Regions from separate parts of the Homo sapiens genome. Here region 2 is linked to region 1. A link is a contact called in ENCODE Hi-C data. All regions are on one chromosome and are shown on one strand. The core of a region is the stretch at or near the end of the contact, and the rest is flanking DNA. Distances in the headings are between cores, read along the strand shown. Region 1 overlaps ENOX1 (ecto-NOX disulfide-thiol exchanger 1). Region 2 overlaps ENOX1 (ecto-NOX disulfide-thiol exchanger 1).

Evidence for each region. Hi-C counts contacts between places; a loop is a spot of excess contacts on that map. Pooled maps may share reads with other maps.
Region 2: a map of Caco-2 shows a loop between it and region 1 (4-fold over the local background). The contact joins two enhancer-like sites. A Hi-C loop is called at or near these places in 1 of 168 maps with a recorded cell type or tissue (Caco-2), 2 of 37 single-sample maps with no recorded cell type and 3 of 50 pooled maps.

The regions. Positions count from the first base shown.
Region 1 is chr13:43,299,615-43,306,212 of GRCh38, forward strand. All of the region lies in intron 11 of ENOX1 (ecto-NOX disulfide-thiol exchanger 1), which reads right to left. Among named protein-coding and RNA genes, the nearest start is that of ENOX1-AS2, 150 kb to the right of the region's middle. RefSeq lists an enhancer at 3,663-3,892. Within about 2 kb of position 3,502, at least 10 of the 41 ENCODE cell types and tissues checked have a DNase peak (open chromatin) inside an H3K27ac peak, as active enhancers do.
Region 2 is chr13:43,662,102-43,668,699 of GRCh38, forward strand. It overlaps ENOX1 (ecto-NOX disulfide-thiol exchanger 1), which reads right to left. Exons shown (of 17, transcript NM_001347969.2): 2 at 5,378-5,443. Among named protein-coding and RNA genes, the nearest start is that of ENOX1, 120 kb to the right of the region's middle. Within about 2 kb of position 2,907, at least 6 of the 41 ENCODE cell types and tissues checked have a DNase peak (open chromatin) inside an H3K27ac peak, as active enhancers do.

The DNA of each region.
Region 1 (6,598 bases), core at 2,252-4,751:
TCGGTCCATGTGTTTAGTTCTTACCAGGCTGTTCAAAACCAGTCTCACATTCCCCCACCAACTCTCCCACCACTCTCCCTTTAATCTTCCCCCTCACAGAAAAGCCATTCCCCACTTGTGTAAGCAAGAGAAAAGTGAAAGAAAATTTGAAACGCTTGTTACCAGAAACTTCAAACATGTAACTTCCAGTAGATAAGGGCACGGTGTGGAGCCCACTGCACACCAGGTCGTCAGTGCATGCGCGTTTCCAGCCCCCGCTCCCCGTGTCAGAGGACCAAATCAAGGTCGCCTCCTGAGTGTTCTACCTGCACATTACAGTTCCATGGTGATAAAGCTTTACTGAGGTTCTCTGAGACCACAGTGAATTCTCTCCTCAAATATCAAATGTCAAATTATGTTAATAATAGTTTTATAGTTGAGTGTTTTACAGTACTCCATCTTGCAAAATGATAATCTCTGTGTAGTACACACTGAACTACTAATCAGACAGAACATGCAATTACCCAGAAATTTCCCTACCTCAAGCCAGTAGGGATCAATTACTTAACACGCATTTACTTCATATTTACTGTGCTCAGGTCCGTGAGGGCATCTCAGACCACAAAAAGAGGAGACAGAATACATCTCTTCTCTCAAAGAGCTTAATCTAGTAGAAACTGACACATTTAAAAAGAAACTATTGCTTTCAAAGGAAGAAAGGATAGTGTGATGTCTGGAATACAGCAGACACTCAATAAATGTTGGTTGAATGAATAAATGAATAAATAAATGAGTCGAGATGCATGACAAAAAAATGCATCCTATAGGAGTTCAGAGAAGAGAAATAAAAATTCAGACTGAAGGAATAAAAGAGGGCTTTGGAAGATGAAAACCCCAAGAACTTGGAAAGGATGTCTCTCAGTCAGAAGCCAGAGCATAAGCAAAAGCCCAGATATGAAAATCAAAGGTAGAACACTTGGGGCAAGAAGGAGAGAAACTCGACCAAAAGCCAAGTGTTTGCCTGGAAGCAGTGAGAGAAAGGGAATCCACGTCAGGTGATGGGAGAAGATGGGGAAGGTTAGGTTCAATGGAGTGGCCAATTGAGAACCACTGACAGCGCTTGGAGTAGTGGAAGGACATGATGAAATTGGGATTTAGGAACATTAGTTTGGCAATGGTGCATGGAATGAACTGGAGGCTGAAGAGAATGAATAAAGGAGATTTCATTTGGTGTATGTGTGTGCAAAACCAAGGAGCAGCCACTTTTACAGTTTTCAGAGACCTACTCATAAAATCAGAAATTATCCAGCACATAACCCGCAGCATGAGCCAGTGCTTTTTAACATTGTGCAGCCCAGCTTCAGATCTTGTCCACACCCTGAGATACCACCTCCTGACAGCTCCGTTTACCAAGCCATAAGGAAATGGTTATGAGGATTCATTTGTGAGAGGGATGTTGTAATAGGGCAAAATCACAGAAAATGCAAATGATGAAGAAAGTGTTGGCACTGCATAGGCACATTACTACATTTAGTAGCATTCAAAGACACTTAAGTCATTTCCTTAGGAAGCTCTATTTGGCCCTTTTTCAATTCAGAGTGGCATTTTTATTATCATAACTGATAGCAGGTGTTTGTGAAGAAATCGATTAGTACGCAGGGATGGAAATTACATTTTCCAAATGAATTGCATAGTCTGCAAGATATGCTGAAATCTGTATAGCAAAATGCAAGCAGCTATAAAGCATGTGCCAACAGCATTATTTAAATAAATTATCTGAACATAAATACATATAGGAAAGTGTACCATCCATTATTTTAGGGGATCTCTTACAAACCTATGGAATGGTACTGCTGAGAGTTCTTATTCTTGGCTAAGCCAAGTGACTACAGTGCCTGCCAAGCAGTATATAATATTGTTTGCATTCCCGGAATAGGAATGTGATATCATCATATTAAAAAAACCCACAACAGCTGTAATTCCCCCACCAAAAAAAAAAAAAAAATCAATACCATAGCAAATTCCATCAACATTTTTATAATTGGGGCACATAACTGATTTACATTCCTGATTAAATGATTTCAAGCTTGGTTTTTACAAAAAAATTTTCGTTACTCATGTGGCAGCAAGTAGTTATCTTCTAAAGGGTGAGAAATTGTATATTGACTCCACTTAGCTTCAGGCCACCTGTTTGTAAACACCACTCAGTGTCATACTGCAGCCCTGAATCTATTCCTCAGACAAGGCTGCCTGGAAGAGGCTATATTATGTTTCTTGGGCCAGAGCGCTAACAGAAAAAAAATCCTAATAATTTCTGACTTAATATAACTTCTCAGTATATTAAAAATTCAGAAATTGGAAAGGGAAACTTTTTATTTCTCTCTCTTCTCTTTCTTTCTTTCTGGAATACTGTACTAAATTAAAGAGTTTTGAAAAAATGTGTCATCAAGCTTCCATAATAAAATTTACCTTATGAGACTGCACAATGAATCCACTATCCAAATAAGTATAAGGATTAAAAAAAAAAAAAGTACAGTGTGCATCTTTCGGTAGGAATTCCTAAGGAGTGCACCGAGTGCCAATAAATGGAATATGTAAGAGACACCCCATGTGGATTACCAATTTCCGATAATAAAAAAAGAATAGAATTAGACACCTTAAATGTCAACCGGACTGAATGTGATTAAATATTTTGTTGGTGATTTTAAAGGCACTGCTGAATCTAGTGGTGCCTCTGGATTACCATCAATTAATTCACCAGCCACCCATTTATGTATTTATTAAGAAAACATGGTGAGGAGCTGTAGCATTCACAAGAAGCTTAAGGCCAGCACAGTCACCCATTTCTAGTTACTCAGTAATTTAGAAAAATTCTGAATACTGGAATTTTCTGATTGGATCAAAAATGAAATAATAAAATTGGAAAAATTTTGCTAGGCAAGATTGTTATACTTCAAAACTTAGCACTAGACTAAAAAATGACCAAAGTGACACTAATGTATGAAAATCAATCCAAAGGTTGAACGGCACTGCTGAAGAAAAGGCTTAAAGGTATTGCGGCATCTTGTTATATTCTTTACTAGATTCTATATAAACCATTATTCTTTATATTAATTATGGTCAAAGTGACCTCCTCTTCTGTCTCCTGTCTTACTGTGTTTCCATGGGAACAGATAATGCCATGCTTAACTTCTTTAAGTAAATAATCTGGAGAAAGCCTTGAAATCTCTTTTACCAGCCTGAGCCAGCCTCAGAAAAATAGTTAGCAATATATGAAAAATGTAAGTTGTTTTGGGTTATGTCCCAGTAAGCTGACAGTCTGTTAATATCTTTTTCATGCTCAGGCAAGATGTAACTAAATAATAAAACATTTTAACATATCGTTTCTAACAATATCTGTGTTTCTCCAGAACTCTTAGTCTTTGTGTGTTTGGGGAACTCTGTGTTTAACATTCCCCCTCCACTTTGCCAGATGTCCTCCTGAAATGCTGGAAGGACGCTGCTGAACTGTAGATTTCCTTCCCACATGCAAAGAAAGTCTTTTTCAAGAATTTCATTGGCTGCTACCCAGGAAGGCAGTTGTACCGATAGCCCCTGAACACAGGAGGGCAGAGGCAGGCTGGCCTGGCAAATGTCACCACAATATCTGTGTGCCTTCAACGGCTGCCTCCTCAGCCACGATCCTGCCTCCTGCTCCACTAGGAAAGGGAGCTGTAGTTATGGCCCAGTGACAGGGACTCTCTCCAGCTTCTATCTGCTTCTCTGCATTCTGAATCTTCTTGTGAGGTGCCTTGAGGCCTTTAGAAGCTATTCTGTGGCAGAGACATTATCACGCTGTGTACTCAAACTCATGCTTCTCTTTGTATAGAGCAGTGTTGCTCCTGAGAGGTGACTGCCCTAGAGGGTGCCATGTGAGCAGTCTCATCAATGGAGTGTGAGGGGGAGTGAGGATGCCTTCTGCACAGTCCCTCAGTCTCTGCCTGCTGCTGGAATAGGCTTGGGTCTCTGAGTCACCACATGGAGGAAAGGTGCCCACAGGCCCAGAATATCTGCCTTGGACTGTTGTGTGCCCAAAAAGTAACACTTTTTTTTTTGGTTAGGCCATCTTTATACAGCAGCTGGTGTTACTCTAACCCAGTGTTCTCCAAACATTGGCCTGCATTACAAGCTCCTGGCGGGCATATTAAAACACACTTTTCTGGGCCCTACCCTCAGTTTCCAGTTCAGTTTGTCTGGGAGGAAGCCCAAGAATTAGCATTCTTCCAAGTCCCCCAGGTGGTGCTGATGCTGCTGGTGCAGAGACCACACTTTGAGAGCCACTGCTCAGACCGCTGCTCATTCTATCCCGATTCCTAAACTGGGGTTGTGGTTGGCTTGTTTGGAGAAATGCTTCTGAAAGAACCACATGCTTGGCTTGTCATTCTGGTTTTATTCCTTGATCTCCTTTTGTATGAGCCCCGACTCCATGTTCTGCACCTGGGAAGGCAGCCCTGTTGCATCCCTGTGCCCAGGTCCCATGAGCTCAGCTTGCCCCGTGCCCTGGCTATCTCCTATGGAAGATTTGGGCAAAAGGCACAGTCACTATTCTGCTTTCTTCAAATAACAGTAGCAGTAATGGGAATAGCAACAGTGGTAGTGACAGCTAATGATTTTTATGTGCCAGGCACTGAGGTAAGCATATTCTTTACACAGTATCCTTTCACCATCATGAAAACATGATACAGTCAATATGATTATTATTTCTATTTTCCAGATGATGGAAGTGAGTTTATGGGAGACAGAGGTTGCTGGTTGGAGGTAAAAGGTGTGGCTCTAGGACTATATTCCTCCATGTAATGCCACCAGGCTAGCTTAGCTCCATGTAAGTGCCGCCCATCCCAGAGAAAGGAGTAAACCAGGGACCCTACTGTAGTGGCTAGTTTGCTCCTAACAGAAGTAAAACATTCAATTTCTGGCTCTATCTGGGGAGTGTTCTGCTGGAGAGAGACTCTGCTATGAAAGCAGAGAGGATGATCCTGTTTTAAAATAAACATGCAGGTATTTTCTGCAGGACAAACTTGGGGATGATTTATGGAGAAGTTAAACTCACTCTTCAGGAAATCTTGAGGCCTGGCTGGAACCACTTAGGGATCCTACTTTCTGCCCTGTGTCCCTCTCCTCTCAAACGGCCACACTGATACCCACTAATCCCAGAGCTCAAGAGCCTGAGTTGCTAATAATGCTTTATTGAGAGAGTTTTGTCCATAGACCCATGCTGATCTCAGGATTCCCAAAGATCCAGTATGAGACTATTCACCCCATCCATCTGAACTCACCTATGTTTGATTTTTAAGGTGTCTGTGCCTTCAGTTAGAATAAAGGTGACAGAAACTCCTCTGCGTTATGCTGACCTCCCATGAACTCTGTCCCCTGAGTCTACTTTGCTTGGGCTAATGAAGGCCAAAGACAAGGACCAGTACCATGTCAGAAGATTAACAGAGGCTTGGGGTCCTTCATCATTGGTAGCCTCATTCTCAGTGGCTGCTGTTGCCATCAGTGCCTCCCAGTGGCCAGGCACAGAGCTGGAAAGTATCCTAGGATGACATCTGCCAACAGCCAGTCTCCTGCTGGAGAGCCTCTTATGGTACCAACAAAGTACAATTGATCTGCTTTTCAATAATACCTGTATCACCACTGATCAATCTTCCTCAAATTGCTCACGGAAATTTCTTCTGCTACATTTTTGCAGGATTATTATTATTACAACTTAGCATTGACATAACATTTCATATGTGCAGTGTGTATTCGAATCTGCACATTAGCTATTATTAGGGAAAGCTAAACAGAAGCACAATGCAGTGTCTATTTCCATCTTTGTGTGAGGCCAGCGGAATAAGGGTAATTTCGGGAGTGCAGGGTAAGCTAGATCCTGTTACGATGATGGCTTAAATGTGAGTCTGGAGGCACAATGGGCAGCAGGTGACTCAGGAAAAAAAAATTCTCTGCTCCTTCCTCCAGAGAGCTCTTCCTGAGGAAGTACTCTGCACCAGCAGCAGAACTAGGAGGTGCTGCTGGGCTGCTGCCACTATGGAGACTTCACATCATGCCTCATCACTTTTCCATTTACATTACTATCCTCTGCTCCGACCCAAAACCATCCCCATTTTCCTCAGAGGAAAATAAGCAAAGGAAAGAGACATGTTCACTTCTTGCAAAAGCAGGATAAGTCTGTCATTTAAAACACTGTTGAAGGATGCTCTGTCAGGTGAGGATGCCTTTAGAGTCCTCCGGGAAACACATCAGAAGTGAACGCTGCAAGCATGAGCTGAGCTCCCTACTCTAAGCCAAGCCGGGGACAGGGCAGGGAAGCAGAGCTCTCAGCCCCTGCCCAGCCTGGCCTGCGCAGCTCCCAGCCCAGCCGCAGGAAGAGCTACAGATATGGAACCTGGTAGAAACTGGTTAGAAGGGCTCCAGGAGGGGCCATCCTCACACTGTGTAGTGGGAGTCAAATAAGGGAGAGAAGGCTTCTGGCTGGAACATAAGAGCTGGGGGAGGCTCTTTATGGAAGGCAGTGGTTGAGCTCACACATTGAAAAGCTGAAGGAAAGCAGAGTGGGACTGCTGCACAGTGGACACTGCTT
Region 2 (6,598 bases), core at 1,657-4,156, 360 kb after region 1:
CATTAAGAGAACAAGGTCCATTAGGCCCGATATTGCCTCAATTACTTTAATTCCATTATTCCTGTTCATATTACTTCTTTAATCAATAACTCTTTTCAGTTTTTCATGTTTACCCTTTTCAAAATCACAAGTAATAGGATTACGGTCTTTTGAGCTCAGTGGCAACAGAGTTTCATAAATATATTTCTGAATTTGTGATTGTCTCCAGATCTGCAACTGAGAAGTCTTAAATTGAATCAAGTTTTCCAGAGGCCATTTTATTTAATAATGCAGAGCATCTCCATGCAATATAGGTGCTTTTCCCTGTTATTCCATTTGTCACTCACTGTCAAAGACAATCACACATGCTGAATGGCTTTCTAAGTATCTTCTTCCCATGTCTAAACCTTTGGGCAGTTTAACTGATTTTCAAACTGCATCTCTTTTCTGTACATATTTCTGACTTTTGTTTAATGTAATCCTTCTACCTTCACTGACAATTATTCTTCCCTCTAAGAGTTTCATCTGGACATTATGTTAACTACTACCCCTTCCAGATGACAATTAATCAATCCCTCAGTTCTACCTCTGTAGCAGCCTTTCAAATTAAAGGAACTCTGTTTTCCTCTACCGTTTTAACAAACATCCATGCAATGTCTACTATTAATAAATGCAAGAAGCTGCACTTCCAGCATAAATAGGATACAAGATAGGTATATGGCCCTTCCCTTCAACATGTGGATAGTCTAAGAATGTTATAAAAATAACTTGTGATATATGAGAAGCATGCGAAAATTGCAATATGCAGCATCTATTCAAAGTTCTGGAATTCACAAGGGATAAAATCATTCATGAGTAGAGAAAAGTTTTCATAAAGGATATGAATTTCAGTGAGGTCTTAAAGGAGGGAAGGATTTTGAAAATGGAATCTAAGAGAGCAAAGTAACCAATTCTGTGTGAAAAGCAAAGCAGGCAAATCTAGTAGAGTAAATGATTCAATGGAGTAAATTAAAGAGAGCTTGACTTCCCTTTGGAAGCAGTGAGACCAGGACAAGGGTGAAGCAGTGAGACCAGGACAAAGGTCATAAAGGAAGAGTTTGGCAGGATATAAGCACTCTTTCACACAGCCATTCTCCCTGCAAGGAGCAGGATGAACTGAAGACATACAAAAGAAGCTTCAACAATGTGTCAAAGGACCTTCAAGATTTGATTTCTGCCTTCCTATAGAGTCTCATCCAGCCCTATATCCCTCTTCACACTTTATGCTCCAGCAGTACCTAAACAGCATGGAATACAGAAACATGCCCTGCCCCCTCATACCACTCTGCTAATCTCCCCTCTGTTTCATTTAGAATGTTCTCTCTCTACCACTCATCTCCTACCAATTTCCATTCAAATACAATCTTCTCTATAAAGTATTTCCTAATTGTCCCAAGCCAGTTTAGTTGCTCTGTTTCCTATATAAAAGGTATACTTAGTTTTATAGCTCCATCATAGTCATGCAAAAATCATTGCTTTCTCCCACATAAATTATAATATACTTGATACTATGCCCAGAACAATTTTTGGCACACGTCCAAAGGGTACTACATGAATGAATGAATGAACAAACGAATGAACAAACAAAACAGAGTGGTCATATGAACAAGCAAGAAAAAGGTAAGAAATGCTTGGAAAGGATAATCGTAGATTTAAAAAAAGGAAAGTAAAAATATGAAAGAATTACAGAAATTTGACAGAGTTTAGTGGTAACTAAATGTAGATGAAAGAGAATTCCAAGCTTCTGAGTTCCCTGCCAAAAGCCACTGCTCTTCTTCCTCATTTTTATATTACCAGCTCATAAGCACTTAACATAAACTCATGATTTAAATGAAGCAAAGATGGACCCATCAGAGGGAGAGGCAGAAGATCCTACAGAAAGCAGACATTAAGATTCCTATTTTAACTGATTTGTGTACAAAAATTTTCTGAAAAATGTTGATAGAATTTTGAAGTATAATTTGTTTAATTAATATACTTTCCATAATATAATAATTACATTCTAATGTCAGAGATCTAAGAAAAACTTACCATGTTAATTATTAACTAAAAAGACATAAGAATCATTTTTCTCATTTGCCTTTTTTTAAAATCAGAGTTTAACAAGTTAGCAAATTATTATCAAGTCCATGAGAATCTTATAGCTGAGTTTTCAGAAATGTGAAATTAGAGAATGCAAAATGGAGTAAAGACAAAGCAACAACAATAAAACTTGTTTTCCATGTTCAAGGCACCTGAGGTTTTATTTCTGGGTTATTTTCTCCTTAATAATAGAGAAGTGTTAGATACACATAAGTTAATTATTAAAATAAGACTTATTGGGATGTTATAATTGTTGTAGCACACACTGTAGAGTACTTCACTGGCTATTTTGGGACAGCTGAATTACTAGAATATAATTGCTCACCAGGCCCTACCTGCAGCCAGCAAGGGCTGGCCCACCATCACTCTGTTTGATCACTGTATAACCAAAACAAATTAACTGTTTCAATTTTAATGAAACCTATAGACATGCCCACAAGCCACACTAGGAGAGTTCATGTGAAAAGTTATGGGAGACCTCTAATCAAGGGTAGTAAGCTCTTGCATAAAATGGAAAAGAAAAGTAAGCAATGGAGACACAGGATGAAGTTATACATCTATATTTGGTATTTGGTGGAACTCTGCCTGCATGCATCACACATGCCATAAATATTTGCTGTTTGATTTACCAATTTTCTTAGGACTAATGTCAGAAAAATGCTAAAATGAATTTCTACTTTCATTTTCATTTTCTACTGCCTGTCATCATCTTATAAATCCACTGCTGTCTAAGCCAATGCTATCAGTTGGCCATAGGACAGCCTGCAGCCCCACCCCCAGGAACACAAAATCTCCTGCGGGGCTGGAAAAGCTTGTAAGTAAATGATTCCACCTTCCTGGAGGCCTGGGCCTGACCCACACAGTCAATCTCTAGACACTGGTCTGCCTGCTTACAGCAGCTCCACACAGCACTAATCCAGGGGCTTAAGTGAATTTGCAGGGCTCCTAAAGATGCCTACCTCACTCCTAGGAGGAGATCTGACCCTGGACTTTCACTCTTCTCAGCAGGAGGCTCCCTTTTGCTATTAAAAAGGTAATCCTTTCCTGGAAGTAACAGTAGACATGGCTAGAAAGCACTACCCCAAGAGGAAATAAAGGGTTTCCCAAATAAGCAACTCTAAAGAACAGATCATTTAAGTGCTACCTTGAGACCAGTATCCTAATAATTTATCAACACCCAAATCTGAACACTCAAAAGATAACTTGTAATAATGTTGAGTTAAGGATGCATAAAGAAGGAAGAAGACGCGATTAGGGCAGATCTATTTCAGGATAGCATTTAGAGATTAAAGCCAGAGAAGAGAATGTTAAATTTAATAAGTGCAAAGAGATGCAGCTGGAAAGAAAGAATAGCCTGGCTAAGTATGATTTAAACGGTATTGAATTAGCTGGAAAGATATCTTGATATACTGATAGAGGCGGCATGTAAATTGGCAGTTCAACCTGCGATGCCAACACAGACAGCAGTACCGGCTCACACAAAGGGCTATATTTTATAAAAACCCCATCTGCTACTAATTTTAAAGGAAAACTCTTATCTCATTTATGAGGTTGTTTAGCCTGGACTAAACTGAAGGCAAGAGCTCCCTGAGGACAAATGCCAGCGTAATACCTGCCCACCTCTGGTCACTGCACTTTGCTTTGTCAAATTAAATTTGGCCATGGCCTTTATAGTCCTTGCCATTCGCTAATTCAACAAATATTAAGCAGCAGGCACCATACTAGATGCTTTAGGGTTATCTAGAGGAATTCACTTCAGGCATGCCTTGAATATATTACAGGCTCGGTTCCACACAAACTTTTTGGTTTGCCAGTGCGTATAAAGTTATGTTTACACTATACTATACTCTATTAATTGTGCAATAGCATTATATCTAAAAATGAACACACCTTAATTTAGAAATCCTTTATTGCTAAAACAATGTTGATACAGGAACACAGTGTAAGCATGTGCTGTTGGAAAAATGATGCTGATAGACTTGCTGGATGCAGGGTTGCCACAAACCTTCAATTTGTAAAAAAACATAGTATCTGCAAAGCTCAATAAAACCAAGTGAAATAAATTGAGGTATGCCTGTACCCCTATAGTGCTATTGGCTGAATTGTGTACCCCAAAAAGATGCTGCAATCCAAATCTCTCATACATATGAATGTGACATTTTTAGAAATAGAGTCCTTGCAGATGATCGAGTTAAGATAAGGTCATTAGGGTGAACCCTAATCCAATATGACTGGTGTCCTTACAAAAAGGAAACCTGGACATAGACACAGACACACATGTAGGGAAGACAGTGTAAAGACACAGGGAGAATGCCATCTATAAGTCAAGGAATGCCTGAGGCTGCCAGAAGGTAGAAGAAAGGCCTGCGACAGATTCTCCCTCACGGCCTAGAAGGAAGCAACCCTGCTGACACCTGGACTTTGGACTTCTAGAATCCAGAACTGTGAAACAATAAATTTCTATTGTATAAACCAGCCAGTTTGTGGTGCTTTGTTAAGGCAGTCAGATGAGACTAATACAGACTGGGTCACAAAATAAGCAAGTCCAATAACAAAATTACCATGGTCATCAGAACTCCTAATGTGGGTCTATCTATGGAAGCTTTGGCTCAGTTAATGGGTCCAGGTTTGGTCACTGGATGATATAGATCACTGTCATCCACGTCAGTTCTATAAAGGGCATCAAAGAAAAAGATAGCTCATATCCTAAGGAGAGACTAACCCAATGGGGACTGTTTAATCCTCTAAGAAGGTGATTAGAAAGAAACAGAAGCAATAAAGGTTAATGGAAAATTAATCTCAAGTGACCTGTTTGGGCAAATCAAAGTTGTGAGACATGTACTTATTTCTAAAGAAAATGCAAAGGAAATTTAGAAGGATAACTTTAGATAAGGGGACAGAGATAAGACTTTAATTAGAAGTCTTCAATATTCATGTATTTACATAAGTGTTGAAAAGATAAAGGCTTCATGATAAGGTGATAAAGATGAACAATGGTAGTACCTTTATGAAAACTCTATAGAAGTTGGAAAGAGATTTCAAGTGACCAGTCCTATTTCCTTGCTGGCTGTTTACAGAGGCCCTGTCACAGGTACTTTGTAAATGCTCCCCAAATGCATGTTAGTTCAGAGATCTTCTGCCACAGGCCCTCTGAACCCCAGATATAACTAAGACACACATTAGAGAATGATGCCAGAGGTATAATTAAACTACATCCCTTCCCATATGGTGACAACCAACCTGCTTGTTATTTGTGGTGCACATACCATCCCTTTACCTGAGCATGGTGAGCTCTCTCTCCTCCACATATTATAAATACGACATCATGCTGGCAGCAAAGGACCTGTAAAATAAAGGCCATCTTGTTAGAAAAAACTTCAAACATCAATTTCAGAGAGCTGACTGAACATATATATGTAAGCAGATGCAAGGTTTCGCCTGCAAAGTTCGAGCTGAACATAGCCCTTTCCATTTCTGGCCACTGCAATTGAATGCCCTTGGAGAAGGTCTCCGCATGGTGCTAACTTGGTAACAATCAATAAATGTGAAGGTCTCATCATAAACAAAGCCTCCGAACTGTCAATCTTTCAAAGAGTATTTCTGCTTTAAAAGTAGTCTTTGTTGCTAAAGTAGCTACACTAAAGCCAGTGCTAGGGCCAGGGCCTCCCAAATCTAAGAAAGCCTAAATAAATAAAGCTGTGTGTTAATTAATGGCAGTACAATCTAAAAATGTCATTCAGAAGCAGTTTTAGGGGTTGACTGGTATCAGACGTACTGTTTTTAAGTATGAGAAATTCTTGCAAGTTTCCAAATTGAAATAAGAGTTACACACTTATAAGCTTTCTCTCAGGAAATTTGTTGTTCTGCAAACTATAAAGTGCACCTAGATATTTTCATAGGATAAATCCCAACTTTATTTTCTAGAAAGTATTTTAAAGCCTTGTTACTCAGAGTGTGGTCCACAGGCAGCAAAATCAGCCTCACCAGTGAGCTTGAAGTGCTGAATCTGAGAACCCACCTGAGACCTACTGCAACAGAATCTGCATTTTAACAAGATCCTCAGATAATCCCTTTGCACATTAAAGTCTGAGAAGCATGGTTTTAAAGTGCCTTATACATCAGGCCTGTGAGTGCTAGAATCATAAGAAATAGGTTGCCCCGAACTTCAAGACCATCCTCTGGTATCTAAAACTTAATGGAATCACAATTCCTCTATTATAATTGCACGAATCTGGAAACAAATATTCTACTAAACTCTCCAGAAACACCTTACATCTGGCTAAATCTCTTTTCTTTCCAGAACATGTAGACTAATTGTAAACAGATAACTAAAAGCATAGCCAAATTTGGAAGTATTTTACACTCTAAAGACCAGCATCTGTAGACATTGAAGATAGACATTATTTGTTCCATAACTAGGTGCTCAGTAATAACTAATACTGTGTAAAGAGCCCCAAAGTGGAAGGATAAAAATTACCACATGGCATGATAGATCTAA